Linked DNA regions of Mus musculus: regions 1 and 2 are each linked to region 3. Evidence: chromatin loops called from intact Hi-C (ENCODE). Cell type or tissue: heart. All regions are shown on one strand.

Region 1 (4,000 bases), 250 kb after region 3:
CAGTGATCAGAACCAGCAGAGCCTGGAATATTTTGTCGGAGAAAATGACGGTGATAATGGGTGGTCAAGACAACCTCTGGGTTTTTTGTAATTATTGAAGTTGAGCTATATCCAAGCTATATAGTTTTCCTTGACTACTCCAAATAAATCGTGACTACGTGACGAATGTCACATTTGCTGATATGATGCGAGTTCTTCTTTTCAAAATATCCGAGTAAGAGTTAAAAGGCTGGGCCTCACTCGGATCCATCAGTAAAATGCATAGCTTCGAAGTTGCTCTAAAAATGTAGGAGCCTCAGAATACTCTAACACGTTTCTCCTTTCCCAGCGGGTCTAACGGGCCGTGACTCCGCCCCGGGGCGGGCCCCACACCTCCGGCCCGCCCCGCTCCGCCCTCGTCCCCTCCCTCCCTCCCTCTCCTGCCCAGGCCGCTCAACTCGCTCACGCTCCGCTCGGCCTTCCCCGGCCCTCCCACGCCGCTCGAGATGGCCGCTGCGGTGCGGCCGGGTGCGGAGCCGTGGAACCGCGTGAGGATCCCCCAGGCGGGGAACTGCAGCACGCTGACCGTGCGGGACCCCAGCGCCACCCTGGGTGAGTGTGGCCGGCAAGGAAGTCCTAGCGTGTCTCCGGGAACCGGCGGGCGGGCTCACGTGGGACGGGGTGGGACTTCCTGAGCGCGGGGCACGCCGGGAAGGGGAGCGCCAGGCGGAAGGTCCGGCCTGGATAGTGTGGCATGAGGATTGCTGGCAAGCGCCTGGGCTTCGCCGTGACTGTGCTGGAACAGGAGAGCACGACTAGTCCCGGCCCTGCATGTGTAGCCCCCAAACGCTGCCTGGGTCCTGTGCTGTCCCCAAGGATCGGGGCTGTCACCCAAGTACCGTACGCCGGGGCTTCGGACCTCCGGCTTGTCTCTAAAATACAAGAGCTCGTTTTCCCCTTACTGGGCGAGGGAGTTACTCTGGTCTCTCGGTTCTTCTCAAGTGGGGAAAAATGAGATAGTTAGAGCAGTTTGTTTAGAAAACAGGGACTCGCAAAGAGATGTGTGTGGGGGTGGGGTCTGTGTTGTGAGTTTTAATTTAGTTTGTTAGTATATATGCTGTGGAGGTGTTAACCATATAAGAGGGATCGGGCGATTTGATTTACCCGCTCCCAAATCACGGGCCGGCTCTCGTTTGGAACGTTCTTCCCATGATCCTTTAGAAAAGCCTATTGGGTGGGTGGGACGAAAAGATGGGCCCATGCGTATGGCCAAGCCGAAATGAGGATTCTCAGGATTCACGTGGTAAAAAGCGAGAACCAACTTCTGCAAGTAATATGTTCTACATCTCCCCCTGGATTTAATGCTGTGCTACAACCCCGACCCCCCCAAAACGTAATAAAATATTCAAACCTAAATATTATAATGAGGTGGGGGTCTTTCGAATTGTGAGTTAATACCTGGGTTGCCTTAGTTTTTTGTTGTTGTTTTTGTTTTTTGAGACTGAGTTTTCTGTGTAGCCCTGGCTTTCCTGGAACTCACTCTGTAGACCAGGCTGGCCTTGAACTTAGAAGTCCCCCTGCCTCTGCCTCCCCAGTGCTGGGATTAAAGGTGTGCGCCAGAGCGAGAGCAGCCTACCTAAGCTTGAAGGATGTTTAATCACGAAGGGACATTCAGCTACCGGGAGACACAGCTACGAAATACTGTAGTTTTCACGGTTACATCCAACTTTTTGTTTTTGAAGCTGCTTTTGGTCCTATGACTGTCAGTTACTTTTTGTTATTTCTAAGACAGGTTTTACCCCAGTCAAAAATGGGGATAAAAAATAGTACCAGCTTCTTGGCCATATTGGGGAAATGAAAAGGTTGATACCACGAAGCATTTGTAACAGTGCCTGGTTTGACAGTCAAATGACCGTAGCTGTCATTACAGACACATTTGGTAATTGTTAACTAAGTACAACCTATCGAGTATTCTCACCCCTCTTCCCATCTATCTTTCCTACGCAGTTTTAAGTTCTTTCTAATTCCTTAGTCACAATTTTAAAAACAGATTACTATGGGAAATTCACCAACTCCTCATCACCCAGGTAGCTGATTTAATTTCTCCAGATAGGACAGAGCTTTTCACTTAGAATGCTTGTGTTTCCTTTCTGAGCCACCAGATGGAGCCTGACGCCTGCTTCCCAGCTGCTCATGTTCCGATTAGGAAACATTTGTATAACCATTCAGTTACATAATACAATTTCCAGTGGCCCTGGTGGTTTCTCTTTTCTGGATGTAGTTTCCCATTGATATCCACAGAGGATTGGCTCTAGGAATCCTTCCTTATAAAGAAATGTGTACATGCTCGAGTCTATATAACATGGTAGATAGTATTTGCAGTAGGACCTATCTTTCTGTATACATTAACACTATCTACTTTGCTTATGAAATCCTATACAATATGACATTACAGATGGAATTTTGGGGGGCTATATTCAGTGTGAGGTTGCTTGAATACACAGATGGTGCTCACAGGTAGAGGGCTGAATGTATTGTATATTCTTATCAAAATGTGGTATTCATGGGGCAGGAGAGATGGCTCAGTAGTTAAGAGCAGACTGCTCTTTCAGAGGTCCCGAGTTCAGTTCCCAGCAACCACATGGTGGCTCACAACCATCTGAAATGGTGCTGGATGCCCTCTTCTGGTGTGTCTGAGGACAGCTACAGTGTCCTCATAAAATAAGTAAATCTTAAAAAAGAGAAAAAAGTTGTATCCAAATACAGTTCCTTTGCCTTTGAAGGCTGTAATTGTATGCATGCTGTCTTGCTCACCTGCAGAGCAAAGTGAGGGGTTTATAGATAGATGGAACATGGCCAGGCTTTTTGATATTCGGGGTGTAAGTGCACACCAAATGATAGCTGTAAAAGCAGTCTATTACTCACAGTCACGGTAAAAAGTGATGTAAAGACAGACACATGTTAATATTTAACACATGTTCCCTTATTGATCACCTGCCCTCATTTTTCCAGTGTCTTTCGTAGAATCCTTAATTTTTATAGTTGAGGCCAGTTTGTGTTTTGAGTTCTTTAAAGCAAATGAGGTAGACTGTTTTAGTGTGTTTCTCATCCGGTGGGTGCAGTAAGTATAGGATTGCATACTGAGTCTCGTTTTAACTGTCTCTGCTTTAGATATCTGCACTGCAGCTGTCACTAAAGGGTGCCACCTTGTCACACAGTCACTCAAGAGCCAGACCTTGGATGCGGAAGTAGATGTGTTATGCTCAGTTCTCTACAGCAATCACAACAGGTTGGGCCACCACAAGCCCCATTTGGCCCTCAGACAGGTGAGGGGAGCTCTGTGCTCCACATATAGCCGGGTACTGAGGGACATGAGGCTCACACTGCCACTTACTAGTTTGTTACTCATGCAAAGTTCATATATTGTTTTGATGTTTCAGCCTCTAAGATACAATTACATTTTAGCTTTTTTGGTCTTTGATTTTTCCAAAATCATTTCAAAAAGTAATTTATAATTGAGCATGTTTCAAAGCTGGGTGTGGTGGTTCACATCTTTAATCTCAGCACTTGGAGACAGAGGTAGGTGGATCTCTATGAGTTTGAGACCAGTCTGGTCTATGTAGTGAGTTCCAGCACAGCCAGGGCAATGTAGAGAGACCTTGTCTCAAATGAAACAAGCAAGCAGGCAAGCAAACAAGTGTATTTTGATTCTTTCCAGTTTAACTTTCTCTATGTACAGTCTAACAGTGCCTTTGCCTAGTTCAAAAGTAAACTAATTTAAACCCTAAAATCTTAAAAAAGAAAACAGTTGTGGTTTAGGGTTGTGGTTTACTCCTTTGGAGTCATAATCTAATCAGCAGTGTGCTGGTGTAAGTGGGTTTATGGTAAGTTGTGGTGTAGAATGGTTTCATGTACATTTTAGATTAAGAAAACACTGTGACTTTGAGCTCCAGGACTGTAACATGGCAGAGAGCTGCTGAAGCTGGCTTCTGCATGTACCGTTCATGTGGCCACTTAGGTA
Region 2 (4,000 bases), 220 kb after region 3:
CTATGTATTAACTTTGAAGTGAACTTGGACTACATGAGACCCTGACTTTAAAACAAAAAAAAATCTTGACCCAGTGCAGTCATCTTAGGCCACTCCCTTCTGAACCCCTTGCCTCAATTTCCTTGTCTGTTGAGCAGGAATAAGTCTACCCATCCCTAGAGAGTTGGGAAGGAAGAGCACTCAGAGGACAGAGTGGAGGGTTATTAAACTGGACCCCTGGTTGTTGCTATTATTTGTTTATGGTAAGTTCACTGAATTTCACCTGAAACAGGACTTTACAGAGCTGTGGGTGTTTTTTTTTTTTTTTAAGGCAAGACTATGCTAGAAAGACAGATTCAAAACAGACATTCTTTTAAACAAAAGTCATACGGATTCTTTTACAGTAAGTGCATTTGCAGGGCGCTGCCTGCTGGACTGCATGCATACTCTCTGGTTTAGAAAATCAGGAAATCAGTGCAGGCCCGATCTAAAATTGTCTTTGAGCCTGTTACTTTTCCCCCTCACCCCTGGCCTCCCACTCTTTCTGCAGCTTAGCACAGCTCCCAGCTCTGGAGGAAGCCATTTGTGTCTCAGGACAGATGCCTGGCTGTTTTTGCTCTCATGTGCACTCACCTCTTGGCCCATGTGTGCTGCTCTTCTGTTTAGTGTTGACAGAAAAGAGGCCCAGGTTCTCTCTGGGACTCTCTCTGCTCGAGTGAATGGCCCCATAAGCTGAAACCAGCTTCTACCAACAGGGAAATACCATTCACTCATGAGTTTATTCTTTCATTCATTCACTATTTGAGCAGCTAAATGCATGTTAGGCATGGAGCCAGATGCTGGGAATTTGGAGAAACTCAGGAACAGTGGGAGAATCGGCGGTCAGAAAGAATGTCACCCTTTTCAAATGTTATAAAGGTGCGTGTGTGTGTGTGTGCAGGAGGTGATGGGGAATGACTCCTCTGGTTTTTGCTTGGATAGTCAGAGAAGGGGATATTTGAGTCTGTTGAGAAAGGATGATTGGGTAGATTTTGTTTGGTTTGGTTTTGTTTCTTTGTTTTTGGCAGGTTGGGTGCGGGGCAGGGGTGGGGGTAGGGGAGCAAGTCACCTGAAGGAAATCCTGGAGCCTCACTGTTGTTCCCGGGTCCTTTAACTCATCCCTCATCAGTTCCCTGAGATATTTGCTTCAGGATCAGCTTGGTGGAGAGACAGACTGACCAACACTGTGGCTTCGGCACACACAGAGAAACAAATCCTAGCCTCTTGTTCAAGAGTGTGATCACCTTTAGACGTGAGGCACCCCATCTTTGTTTTAGTTATACCGTTCGTCACATCTATCTGTTTCTCCTCTTCTCTCATAGAGGAAGATGCCTGTACTCCCTCTAAAAGCAGCCTTTTCTCGGAGAGCCCCAGCCCACCTCACCTTCTAGAAGCCTCCCTTGTTACAGATTCTGTCCCATAGCTTCAAGCTCTTTGGCTTTCCAACTCCTTTCCTTGTGTCAACAAACAACTTCCAGTCTTGCAAAAACTCAAAACAAACAGAGGCTTCCCATCCCCGCCCTCCCCTGAAGCTATGAAGGTGCCCAAGGCTTCCTACTCATACACTGAGGAAACTCCTCTGCTGCAGCCATTGTAGTCTCCTTGATCCTTAACTCCTGATCTCCTAACACATTTGCTCCCAGCACTCCATGCCCACCACATGGAATCTCAACTCCCCAAGGATCCTCCAGATCAACAAGCCCATGACCCTTCTCCAGCTTTCATCTCCATCCATGTCATTGAAATCCTCAAAGGTCACAGTTCTTCATGTTTTCCACAGTGCTGTGGGCAGCTCCTCCTGCTGCATCAGCTCCTATTCTGTTCAAGTTGACGATACCCCAAGATCACCCTGTACTGTCCCTTGATCTAAGCTCTAGACCTTCAACCCCCCAGTTCTGAAGCTGAAGAGCTTCTCTGAGCACTGCATCGAACAGGCAGCTGTTACTGTGACCTTCTAGGGAGGAAGGGCGAATTCATTCTCAAGTGCAGGACTCAGTATGTTCTGCCGCAGACCTTTACACTTTGAAGAATGAGTGTTGACTCTGGCCCTCAGACTCAAGATCTAATGACATTTCTTACTCCTTGTTCCTCTTTCTCTCACCTTTGTCCCTTTTCCCAATTATGTCCCAAATCCTGCTTTGTTAGTGTTATAAAAGTAATGGTTTCTTCTGTCTGGTGGCTACTGAGAAATGCCTGGTGGTACATATTCATTTTTCCTGGCTTACATGGATTCACAGAACTTGCCAAAGGCTCTGGGCCTTTCTGTATTTTTCTATTAACTGAGTCTTTTAAGGCCACCTCTGCTCTTTCTACAACTCAGCCAATTCTCACTCAGTGTCTACTCCCCTTAAGCCATTCTAAAGAGCTTCAGGTCTAAGAGGAAGGAGAAAAGTGGAACCTAAAGTGAAGATTAAAAACAATAGGGACTTAGCAGAGATGAAGGGAGAAAACCAAAATGCTTTCAGAAGAAAGAGATTGTGTGTGTGTGTGTGTGTGTGTGTGTGGTGTTCTAAAGAATGGAGTTAGCATTTGAGGTGAATATGAATAAGGAGAAACTATTTCCACAATGGGCTGTACTAGGCATGCTTGGAAAGATAGGAAGGAATCTAGATTTTGCTGGAGAAAAAAAAAAAGAGTATAGTCTAAACTAACTAAAACTGGTTTACTTGATGAATTCTAAAATCCCCATATTCCATAGAAAACACAGTCAGTAGCAGAAAGTGAGGCTTTGGCTTATGCTTCAACAAAAACATTTACTTCAGACGAGTACTGTGTATATTTGTTAGGACAAACACAGAGGCACACAGACACACATAGACAAACACACACACACACACACACACACACACACACACACACACACGCAGGAGTCCAGTCTTGGCAGGGTAGGAATGTACAGGCCCTCGGGGATGAAGGGTGAATTCATTCTCTGTTGGAAAGTTATATGTGAATACAACTAACACAAGTAAAGTCATGGACAGTGCCTGTGGCAGCTTGAGGGGGGCAGAGTTGAGTTGGTGTGAATGCAAAGGAAGATGTATAGGGCAGCATTTGATCAGGATGTAAGGTGTAAGCATGAGCGTGTCAGTGCAAAGGGGGAAAGCACTGTGTTTTGGGTAAGGAAACAGGAGGAAGTGCAAATATGTGTGTTAGAAGGGGAGGGCACCTGCAAGTGTGTTCATAGCAGGAGCCCTTGAATAGAGCTGGAAGCAATTATCAATGGAGGGAGGTTTGCACCACTGTGGTTCTTCATGGGGAGTCAACTTTGTCCCTCAGGGGACTTTTTTGACAGTGTCTCCACATGTTTTTAAGTGGGCACAGCTAGGGTAAAAGCCAGAAAGACATTGTATGTCCTTCAATGAACAGGATATCAAAACAGACTTCCATCAAAATGTGAATGGTACCAGGGTTTAGAAACTCTAAAAAGAAAGTGAGAAATCAGTAAGAAAAAGAAAGAAAAGAGACAGATAGGCAGATAGATAGATAGATAGATAGATAGATAGATAGATAGATGGATGGATGGATGGATGGATGGGTGGGTGGGTGGGTGGGTGGGTGGGTGGGTGGGTGGATGGATGGATGGATGGATGGATGGATAGATAGATAGATAGATAGATAGATAGATAGATGGATAGAGGATGCTAAATTGAAGGAAAATAATATAGGGAAGCTTTCTGGAAAGGTAAAAATATTTTAATTAGTCTCATTAATTTATTAAAAATAATAATTCTAGCAAATGGCAAAAGAACATTTCTCTATAAGATTCTTACAGCTTAAGCATTATGGGGGCAGAGAGATGAGTCAGTGATTAAGATCACTTACAACTCATAGAGAGGACCTGGATTCAGTTCCCAGCACCCATGTTAAGACAGTTCACAACCTACCGTAACTATAGCTTTAGATGATATGACACCCTCTTTTGGCCTCTGTGGGTATCTGCAAATACATGCTACACACATACACAGATAAAATAAGTCTTAAG
Region 3 (4,000 bases):
TAAGCACATACCAACCATCTCGGATGGAAAGTTCCCGAAAGTGTCTGCTCCATTCTTAATATTAGGTCCTGTAGATCTCAATTAGAAAAATCAGATAACTTAATACTTTAGTTGGAGACAGCTGGTAATTGAGGCGGGAAGACGATCAGAGGTTGCAAGCCACTTAGGGGAATGCGTGTCCATTTTACACAAGGTTTTAAAATGAAAAAGGCTGTCTGTGAACCAGCATCTTCAGTAAGTGAAGCAGCAGGCAAGCATCCTCAGGGGGAACAACAGAAAAATCGTATTGTACTTGCAAAAGCGGCCCTTTGGCCCTTCTAGCGACGGCTTTGTTCGTTTGGCTCGGAGCTGTTGCGGAGACTGAGGCCGTGACTGTCTTTTTCAGAAATGGAAGAAACTGTCCGGGAGCTGATGATCAGCAAGTTTGGCCGCGTGATCGATCTGGAAGCCCTCCAGACCCTTTCTGTTAACACAACCCTTGAAGAACTGAAGATCAAAAAGCTTCGGAAGGAGCTATCCAACGCAAAGGAGCTAAGGATGTGGGAGGTAAGGGGGAGGGACGAGGCCATCGGAGGAGGAGTTATAAAGTCCTGGTGGGGCTTCTGCGCAGCACCCAGGGGCCTGTCTCGCTCCTTTACTAGGGAGACTTGTCTGTCTTGAAGAGCCAAGCAATGCATTAAAGTATGTATGCCCATGGTATTGGACATGAAACCTTTGTTCCCCGAGAATCCCCGTTGCTCTGCTTAATAGCTTTGGCCTCCTATTCCAGTTTGGAAATTAGAAAACACATTTAGGGCTTGGGGGGTTGAGGCTCAGTGATGACAGCAGTTGCTTAGCTCCTGCAAGGTCCCGGGTTCAATCTCCAGCACCATTAATAAATTACGCCTATGTAGTTCTGTGTATGTGCATACATCGTGACAGTGCATCCGCGAAGGTCAGAGGACAGCTTACAGGAGTTGGTTGTCAACTTCTACCAAGTGGGTCCTGACAATGGAATTCAAGCCATTAGGCACGGCAGCAAGCATTTTTTTTTCTTTAATCAAACCAGACTCAATACAATAGTTTCCATTTACATTTTCATACTGGCTTCAGATTATATTTTCACGTACCCACAGTGTTCCCTTTGCATGATTGGCTATAAATTTAATTTCCTTTCTCTAGCTTTAAGTATTGAACCCAAAACCTAATGTATGTTTGGAAAGCACTCTTCCTTTGAGCTATGTCCCTGTAGATTTGACCGAACGGGATGCTCATTTTTCTCTATTTCCTCTCCAAATTCACTTAGTCCATTTTTTTTTCCCTGCCTTCTCTCCTCGGTAGGAGAAGATCGCTCAAGTGCGCTGGGACCTGATGATGAAGACGAAGGAACACACCAAAAAGCTTCACCAGATGAACGACCTGTGCCTCGAGAAGAAGAAACTTGATTCCAGGTTGAACACTCTCCAGAACCAGCAGGTAAGTGCTTTCCTTCCAGCCCTCCGCAGAACCCAAAGCCCGGCAACGCACTGGTGCTTCAACAGACCTGGAGCGTGGACCACTGCCAGGCCATCTGCCCCTGGATGCTGACTACTGGGCACTCGAGAGCGGCTTCCAGAGGGGACTAGCTTCATCAAATGCCTCTTGTGCGCCACGAACGCATATGAATACTCACCAATGCACTTTACCTCAGTCTTGGAGAGTAAGGTAGCAAGCACAAATAAAGACGCCAGTGCACTCCCTGAATCTGGCTGGTGTCAGGGTCCACTTTCAATATGTTTATTTTTACTTGACAGGAAGTGGGCATCTTGAATGCTTGCTAGATTCTTTTTTTCTGAGGGTTTCAACTTGTCACTATGGAATCCATATTGAGCCTATGAATGTACTTACTACAGAGTATGTGATGGGTTCCAACACTTATTTAGTGCATGGTCACCAAAGTGAGTCTTGTCCTCTAGTAGTTCAGCATCTTCTATAGTGTCTGGGGAAAAAAATCAGTCATCTTTCTTAGTCCTCCTGCCCTGCCATTTATAGTTTCTTTAAGAATCCTGGAAGTAATTTAAACCAAGTGTTTTCAAATTATGGTCCCCTGAGGAACTATACCTGCATCAGCTGGGAACTTATTCATAATCAGCTGGGAACTTATTCGCAATGTAAAATGAGAGTCCAGGCAGAGAAAACCATGGGCCACAAGGTGGCACACAGGAGCGGACTTTTTTTTTTTTTTTTTAAACTGTAAGTGAAGTTTATACAGTCTAATTTGTAAGCCTGCCAAAAATCACAGGCTTTCAGCTAGGAATGAGGAAAGACTATGCCCCAAGGTCACGTGTTCACCGACTTTATGCGTAGCTCATGGATATCTTAACGTTTGTACTTGAAATCTCCATAAAAGGGATGGTGCCTTGACGAAGGCAACCTTCAGAGCAGATCAGAGCAGATTTCAATTGTGCTGGACTCCTTGACTCTTAGCTGGTGAGAAGTTTCAGCTAGACCCCAGTGTGAAGGGCTCCTCTCCTATCTTAGGTCCCCCTACCTTGTCTTTGCACCGTACCTGGGACCCAGTGATGAGCCTCCAAGTGGAGAAGGATGGATAGATCGTTTAAACTACTTCCAAAGCAAGGTTGAATTTGAAAAGTTGTTCAAAGGCACGTGTTTTAAGCGTGAGGCTTTAGCGGATGTGTAAAAAGTAATATGCTGGAAGAGAGGAGGTCTGTTTGTCTTTTAATTTTATTTTTCCCCAAATAGGGAAACGCCTTCCAGGGCCTTCGGAAAGCCGATATAGTGGCAAAGCAGAAGGTCACCGAACTGGTCCAAACCCAGTTAGAGAAGATCACGGCCTTAAAAGAAGAGATTGAGCTTTTGCGGAAGAAGGGGGGGCTCCTCCTCCCGCCTATCACCCCCAAGCCAAAGAACGAGATGAAGCCCATGGACACTTAAGGTTGCCGTCGTCTCATTTCCACCAAGAGGCCCAGTGGACTTCACCGATCTACTTCCCCGTCACCCACAACAATCCTCTCGCTTTAAAGTGAACCGTAGTGTGAACTTAAAAAAAGGGGTCCTGCCCCGTGACTTAATATTTCCCCAGGTTAGAAATCACCGGGACGCTGACCTGTACTGTACTTGTGACTGTGCTGAGGAGACCAGTTAGACGTTTTCACCCTAGGTTGGATATGAAGAAGGCCGAGTCCCGTGGTTGCAAGAGAGCAAGCTGTTAGATGTGTTTTCAGAAGAGTAATCTGTTTCTCTGGTATTCCGAATATGTAGCCATTGGCAAGAAAAACTATTATTCAGCAACCCATGAGGAAACGTCCTTTTCTTAGTCCTTGGATCTTTAGAAAATAAACTGTTTGTGTTAAACAGTCTGTGAAAGGACATAAGAGAAAAGGCAAACCATCCTGCCAATAAGAACTTAGAATACGAAACGCAAACGCAAGCGTTGCTATTGTTGACTTCACAAAGCTCGGGACTGAGGAAATGCAGACAGACGCGGGGAAACAGCTCGCGTTGGGCTGGCAGAGGCGACTCCCTGATTTACCCAGTTTCTGAAAACTCCTCAATTCCGAGGCTCACGTTTTCCAAAACAACTCAGTCAGGGAAGCTTTGCTCTAGCGGCTCTCGGCGGCTCCAGCAGAATTCTACCTTCTGTCAGGCTTCACCTGAGTCTTTCCTGGTTCCGATCCAGACAAGGGAAGAAAATAGATTTTCATCTCTCCTAGGTTCTAACTCTTACAGTCAGTCGCTTTTGACTGTGGGTGACATTTTAAACTCAAGAGTGCAGTCTCCAGCTCAGGGAAGGGTTTATTGAAATTCATGGCTGCACCCCTCACAGCTTGATCTCCCTGACACTCGGTGTCGTGTCCCTCCAGCGGTGACACTTTGATTTCCCAGGTGAATTGTTACCAGAAGCCCCTGCTATGGCAGAGGGCTGTGCTGAAGAGTCCTTACTGAGTTTCTGTACTGCACATCTGAGAACACAATCGCCAGCGATGTACAGACAGGTCTGCGCCCTTCCACACAGAGTGTC

The links. Peaks named below come from ENCODE experiments on the same cell type or tissue, not always from the same donor. Only the 100,000 strongest peaks of a DNase experiment are listed, where the experiment ranks them.
Region 1: it touches region 3 in a loop (5-fold over the local background); 17 of 42 quality-filtered maps call a loop at or near these places.
Region 2: a loop joins it to region 3, with 5 times the contacts of the local background. A loop is called at or near these places in 33 of 42 quality-filtered maps.

Annotation. Positions count from the first base shown.
Region 1 is chr16:44,723,878-44,727,877 of GRCm38, forward strand. Nepro (nucleolus and neural progenitor protein) reads left to right here and starts at 424. Exons shown (of 9, transcript NM_145972.4): 1 at 424-591; 2 at 3,151-3,305. The coding sequence starts at 486. In heart, a CTCF peak has its summit at 2,144 (motif pointing right); DNase peaks (open chromatin) are centred at 644, 1,614 and 2,154; H3K4me3 peaks cover 2,108 bases; H3K27ac peaks cover 1,636 bases.
Region 2 is chr16:44,703,090-44,707,089 of GRCm38, forward strand. No RefSeq gene overlaps it. Among named protein-coding and RNA genes, the nearest start is that of Gm30445, 16 kb to the right of the region's middle. In heart, no CTCF peak of the experiment used is centred here; no DNase peak of the experiment used is centred here; H3K27ac peaks cover 1,599 bases.
Region 3 is chr16:44,478,520-44,482,519 of GRCm38, forward strand. It overlaps Cfap44 (cilia and flagella associated protein 44), which reads left to right. Exons shown (of 35, transcript NM_001033247.1): 33 at 386-546; 34 at 1,321-1,455; 35 at 2,722-3,909. The coding sequence ends at 2,913. Among named protein-coding and RNA genes, the nearest start is that of Gm30064, 50 kb to the right of the region's middle. In heart, a CTCF peak has its summit at 2,160 (motif pointing right); no DNase peak of the experiment used is centred here; H3K4me3 peaks cover 533 bases.